Linked DNA regions of Homo sapiens: region 2 is linked to region 1. Evidence: chromatin contacts called from ENCODE Hi-C data. All regions are on one chromosome and are shown on one strand. Each heading gives the region's core, a stretch centred on a gene start or an enhancer-like site at or near the end of the contact. The rest is flanking DNA. Distances are from core to core; before and after follow the strand shown. Region 1 holds the start of AGBL3 (AGBL carboxypeptidase 3). Region 2 overlaps CREB3L2 (cAMP responsive element binding protein 3 like 2).

Evidence for each region. Hi-C counts contacts between places; a loop is a spot of excess contacts on that map. Pooled maps may share reads with other maps.
Region 2: a pooled map shows a loop between it and region 1 (9-fold over the local background). The contact joins the enhancer-like site here to the promoter of AGBL3 in region 1. A Hi-C loop is called at or near these places in 3 of 37 single-sample maps with no recorded cell type and 4 of 50 pooled maps.

Annotation. Positions count from the first base shown.
Region 1 is chr7:134,984,831-134,988,241 of GRCh38, forward strand. It overlaps AGBL3 (AGBL carboxypeptidase 3), which reads left to right and starts at 1,678. Exons shown (of 17, transcript NM_178563.4): 1 at 1,678-1,871; 2 at 3,045-3,166. The coding sequence starts at 3,104. RefSeq lists enhancers at 1,580-1,879, 1,890-2,029, 2,110-2,369.
Region 2 is chr7:137,985,088-137,988,277 of GRCh38, forward strand. The region is part of intron 1 of CREB3L2 (cAMP responsive element binding protein 3 like 2); the gene reads right to left. Among named protein-coding and RNA genes, the nearest start is that of CREB3L2, 15 kb to the right of the region's middle. RefSeq lists enhancers at 1,154-1,303, 1,634-1,703, 2,836-2,945. Within about 2 kb of position 1,529, at least 14 of the 41 ENCODE cell types and tissues checked have a DNase peak (open chromatin) inside an H3K27ac peak, as active enhancers do.

The DNA of each region.
Region 1 (3,411 bases), core at 428-2,927:
AATAATGAATGAATATCATTTTCAAAGTTTTGCCAAGTTCCTAAGTTTTTGGCCAGGCACGGTGACTCACACCTGTAATCCCAGTACTTTGGGAGGCTGAGGTAGACGGATCACTTGACACCAGGAGTTTGAGACCACACTGGCCAACATGGTGACACCACGTCTCTACTAAAAAATACAAAAATTAGTGGTGGCACGTGCCTGTAGTCCCAGCTAGTCAGGATGCATGAGAATCACCTGAACCCCAAAGGCAGAGGTTGCAGTGAGCTGAGATTGCACCACAGCACTCCAGCCTGGGCGACAGAGCAAGTGAGATTCTGTCTCAAAAAAAAAAAAAAAATCCTAAGTTTTTAAAATTATGCATTAAGATCATTTTTCTTCCCATGGACTACTTGGTATGTGATAATATAACTATTTGGACTAAAAATCACGAGACTTAAGTCTCTCAGCCCTGCCATTAATTTCTTATATAACCTGGTTAGACCATTTCTCAGTTTTACCTTGTACAGCTGACATCCTATGGCTTGCAGCCATGACTAAAATCCAACAGAAAAACAGATTACATAAATAAAGATTTCTCTGTGCATGTCACCTTTAGTGATTTATGTATGGCATAAAACAAGCTTCAACTATAAGAGCTACTTTTCAAGAGGTTGATCTAAGATATACTCTATTAATATTCTCTGGCCAAGGTCTAATCTGGAAGGTTCATACTTTTAAACTGCTGACCTCAAAAACACCTATTTTCAGATACTTACAAAATACAAAGAGATTATGTTAACCCATTTCCATGCTTAAGCCATAGTGCTTTGCCCTTTATTCTACTTTCAAACTTGCTACCATTTATTATCTCCATTTCTACAATATCACGAATCTCATGACATATAACGCTTTGTGAAAAGTGTTTATTTACATTCTTATATCATCAAAATCTAGACTTTTTTTCAGCTGTACTTGGAAAACTTTTCCAAATAGATTACCTTACCCTGTAGAGCTAAAGATGAGGGAAAAAATCAATATGGGATGTTCATGAATAACGTCTGTTAACTAAATGAGACTACATATAGTGATTTGCAGTCATCAGGAAAACAGTGTTAAATATGCTAGCTGACGATTGCTATAAAGAATCTCTGAGCTGATAATTTTGAGAATTCACCCTAGTTCATCTATGACTCTCCATTTAGTATTTAAGGAGAAAAGCCTCATTTTCCAGAATCGAATAAGCGAATTAATCGCACAATTGTGTAGAATGGAACTCAGTCTGTAAAAAATCAAGACCAACGTACTTTTTAATATTCTAACATCTCCAAGTAGTAGTTACAAGTATTGTACCCATGAAGTCCAGGTAATTAATTTGTTCAATGTCACACTGTTAAAAGTCAGGTGGGCTCCAAAGCACAGTCCTAACCAGCATGCTCTACTGCCTCCTCTGAGGCAACAGCCGAAGTGCAGACCACTGGGAATAAATAGCTGCCCGGTCTTCCCCACTCCTAAATTCTCCCGACAGACCCCAAAGCCTCTCTGAGAGCCTCTCTGACCGCCCTGCGGCCCACCCCGAGTTCCCGGCATCCTCTGGGATCCCTCTTCCTGGAGCCAAAACCTACGCAGGCTCCTTTCCTCCGAGCTGGTTGCTAGGTGATCTCCGAAGGCTGTCCGAAGTCTCGCGAGGGCGGACCCGTTGCCTGATGACGAGAGTTGGGAGTGTGGCTGGGGCTGCGGATCTCCAGCAGTGGCGTTACTTCTAGCGGCTGGATACCGGGTTCTCCGCGAGATCGCGAGATCCCGAGATATTCTCCCCGCACGGAAGCGACGACTGGCCTGGCCAGAGGACTCGCGTGGGAGCGAGGTGCCGGCCCCGACAGGACGGTGAGGTATGCAGAAGTAAGGCGGGGCGCCCCCTGCGGGAAGCGAGCGCGCCCCGGAAAATGAGCGCCTCCCCACACCAAGGTGTCCAGGAGTGAGTGCGGGAAGGAACTCGGCCGCCCGGAGTTGTGGCCTCATCGTGCTTCCCGCCAAAAACGCCTTGGTACTGTCGGGACGCGGCTAAGCGTGGACGCGCCCGCATCTGCCCCTCCTCCGCAGTGGTGGAAGACACCCGCGGAGCGCCGGTGGATAAGGGCCGTTTCCTGAGACCAGAGCTGTATCCGCAGCAGGTCAGCACTTCGTGCGCCCTGTGTGCACCTGTAAGGAATGGAATTTAGGCCAGTCGGATTTTCCAAATGTGGAGTTGTGATGCCCAGGCAGAAACTTCAGTTTCTTAGGACTGAAGGTGTCATCTATGAGACAGTCGGTTCCGTGGCATTGGCAGTGATTTGCCATAGAGCTTGGACTTAACTTATATGTAGTCCACGCTCCAAAACACGCTTCCTGTAGAGAGGGGCGTAAACTAATAGATTTGAAATTGTCGAGTCCTTTGGTCTCTCAAGAACGATGGGAACTTGACAAGAAATTTCGATTATTCCCTGGTCTTGATATTACCCACATGGGAAGATACTTGCATAGAATGGTAATGGTCATTACCAATACAACCTTCTGGTAGCTATTTAGATTTCTAAGAATAAGAATAATATAAATGAATATTAGAACAGACAGTATCTACAGAATAATAATCAAAATGTAAAGTCTTGTCACTTGAACTTTTGGTCAAGTGAAAATCAAGGAGAAAACTTAAAATTATATTGCTACATTTCAGTAAGTGACTATAATTTTTAAATTCATTATCTTTTAATGCCTCAGGATCATTCTGAACTTGCTGTGTAGTATTTAATTGTAAATATAAAATGTGAATGATTTGGCTGTATACTCTGGAAATTCCTTTTAATTAAATGATTTGCTTGATTTGTCTTATTGTGGTTGTTGTCTCGTATAGTCATGGAAAATTCCTTTAACTCTTTGAAATTGAAGGTTTTATTAGTTGTATTCTAATTAGTTTTTAGAGAAGACTGTTGTGACTGTTAAATACAATTGAATATATTTTTGAGTACTCATTTAATGTAGTAAACACCTACAGCTTGAAAAGAAAAGCTGTCATATAATTTCCTTAGAAATTGTTTTACAGCCTACCCGTATATTACAAGAAATCTCAAGTCAAACACTGGAAAAGATGTCAGAAGATTCAGAAAAGGAAGACTATTCAGACAGAACAATCAGTGATGAAGATGAATCGGTATGTTTTTCTCAACTTTATTTTACTTGGAGATAAAATTTGTATTATATAAATCCCCAATTAAAATATTATAAAATCAATTGGATATAAAAATCAATTGGATGTTTAAATTATTGTCATTGAAGTTGGGAAATAATTTGGCTGAAAAAGCTAAGCTATCACTGGGAACACTATGCCCTGTCTAGAAAGAGAAACTATATTTGTATTTTTTTTGAGAAAATATTTTAGCTAAGATTCTTCTAGGT
Region 2 (3,190 bases), core at 279-2,778, 3.0 Mb after region 1:
CAGTTTTCAGTCAGCTCCCTCTTCAAAGACCTACTGCAATTGCCAAAGCAATAATAAGACATTATGGAAAGGGGGAAGGGGGCCCATTCACACGCCAGAATCTCCATATAACCTCTGTTTGATAAAATGCTAGTTGGTCCAGATAAATGGAAGGCACAGGAGAGCAACTTAGAACCTGATTCCCAAGAAAGCAGGACTCAGAGAGGTTCTCTCGCTCAACAATATGTACATCAACTGCTTGGGAACAGCCAAGGCTAGACGCAGTTCAGGCCAGGGGTCGGAGGAAGAACGTGGCTTAAATGCCTTTGCTGCAGTGTATGGACAGCATTCCAAAGGTGCTCTGCCAGGAAGCCCCAGGCCTCGTGGATGGAGAGCGCTTCAGCTTGTCCCTGACACTGCAGGCAGTAGCCCTACCAGGACTGCTCAGTGCCATCCTGCTGTCCCCTACTCACCTTCCTGCTGTTAACAGACCCCTAAACAGGTCACAATCAGCCCCAGAAAGACTATTTTCATTAGGAAAAAATAATGTAAGTGACCTCAGTGTCCAGTGATAGATGGTGTTTCAGGAAATGACAGGGACATGGAACAAGCCGTCCCCTTCTTGTCTTCCCTCTTGTAACTTAAAGAGTGCTAACACCTGCTGCCAACCCACCCCCTCAAAACTGACAAAAACATTTCAGTTCCTCAGAAGCAGGTGCCTGAAAATTTGAAGTGTTAATTCAGTCATGCAAATCAATACCAGGCGTTGAACCTAAGAGGATTCAGGTAAGAACTGAAGAAATATTTCAGGTCTTTTTCCCTAAATGCCTTTCACAATTAGGCCACAATTCAGAGGTCTTATTCTATTTACTCATTTTATCCATGAGTTCAGAATGCAGCAAAAATTTTCTTCCTAGGCCTCTCAGAAACTATTGGAGAAAAAAAAATAGAAGAAAGGAACCGAATATCCCCCATCTAGCGGCCACAAACCAGACATAGTGACACTTTACTTATGTCATTTATCTTCCTCCACCATGGCCTTGTGAAACAGTCTCAGAAAGGTGCTCACAGTAGGGAGAGCCAGAACCAGATTGTAAGCCTAGACTCATTCATTTGTTCATCCATTCATTCACCAAACATTTTACTGGACACCTACCATGCGCACAGCACTGTTCTGTTAGCTGGAGATAAACAGCAGTGAATAAAAGAAAGTCTCTGCTTTCACGGTGTTTCCATTTTGTTAGACGAGAAAACAGACAAGCACACTTATCAGGGCTTCCCAACAGGTATGCCGGGGAGTGCCCCAGCTCCATGGGACTGGGAAGGAGGGCAAGTTGGCAGCAGAGGCTGGAGCGACTGCACCCCTGAGATGGATTCCACCCACTATGATTAGGCTCATCCATTACTTTGACACAAAGCACCATGCAGATATCATCATTTTCCATGACTGCCATGACAGCAGGGCTCGGGGATACTAAAGAAATCATTTGCCAGTGGTGATAAGGGCTATGAAGTTGTGCTGACCGCAAAATCCCTGCTCCTCCTACCAACTGCCTTTTCCAGTGGTTGAGCAATCTGCAGACAAGAGGACAGTCAGAATCCCACACCGAAACTGGGAGGGTGGGAATAAGAAGCTGAAACTTCCTCATGCTCCATCTACCCAGCCATCCCACCCTCATTTCAGTGTCCTCCTAGAAGTCTGTATTTCAGTCAAAAGGAAACACTGGATTTCGACGTGCCTCATGTTCCTCAGCTTGTAAACACAGCTGAGAAACCAAATGGTTTTTTGGCAGCTACGTTTCTGCCCCTCTCTTAGCACACAAGAAAACGTGTCTGTGAAGACTGCCTTAGAACATGATGCCTCGAGCCCAAGGGCGACCCCACTGCACCATGCAGGTAACATCACAGCTGTGCTGCAGCTGTTCGCCTGGAGCTGGTTTGGGCCTTGGCCTCCTCAGCCCACTGCCCCAGCTCTCCCAGCGGCTCCAACATGGGTCTTGGGCTGCAGGAGAGCCTGGAGAGAAAGCTTGCAAACCCAGAGTGGAACCAGAAAAACAATTCCTGGCAGTGCCTCAGAAATGAATACCATTCAGGGGTAGGAAGTAAAAAGTCAAAACTACAAAGATCGGAGTCAGGTTCTTTGGTTACAAAAAATATATACTGTTTCCTCACTAGATCCCATCTCTTTCCAAAGGATAACATCTACTGCCTAAGTCATCTGTAACTGGAAAGAGGGAGGGAAATGCCGCACCACAGTTTGACTTTTTAATGGTACTGAAATCTATAGGTCTGTGCCTAGTCGTTTGAATAAGTTTTCAGTAGCAAAAAAAAACAAAAAACAAAAAACAGGATACAGTCTTCGGTGTTCAAGGCTTTTGTGGCCAATCTGGCTTCTTGCTGGACTACAAAGGGAGGCTTATCTGTGACTAATCTCTAAAAATTAAGTTTAAATCAAAAGCTGCCACAGGTGACCCCAGCTTATGACTCCATATGCCAAAAGTCTGTAATAGCAGGATGCTGATGGTGGGACAGGTTTTGTGTGTTGGGGAGACAAGAGATACACGGGAGCTTTTTGTATTTCTGCTCAATTTTGCTGTGAACATAAAACTGCTCTAAAATGCTTTCTGTTTTTGGAGAGACAGGATCTGGCTCTGTTGCCCAGAGTGGCGCACAGTGGCACAATCATGGCTCACTGCAGCCTCAACCTCCTGGGCTCAGGCGATCCTCCCACCCCGGCCTCCTGCAAGTAGCTGGGACTATAGACATAAGCCACCACACCTTTCTCTACCTTTTTTAAAAGTTTGTAACACGGGTGGTTCAAACTCACAAGACATTTTCTTACTGACATAATGTGATAAAAAGTCATCTGTTTCCCAGTCAGGCCTCAGAAACCCATTTAATTCACCACACAGCTAAACTGTGGAGTGAATCCTAAACTCTGTGTCTCCTTCAAAGAGCCTGCTCTGCTCTGGGCTGTGAAGGGTGGCCCTTTCCTCCCTGTGCAGTCTGAGGCAGAATTCTCCTTCCTCTGCACCCACCTCTGTCCTCAGTACTCACATGCCCGACCTCAGGCCCAGCTGAAGGGCTTCCTCCTCCCACACCTGTTCCTCATGTCCCTGACAGGCCTGAGGGCCATGACAGGAACAGAGATTCAGTGAAACAGAGAGCAAGGGCAGAACCCAGAATCCAGCCACGGCACGTGGGAGGCACA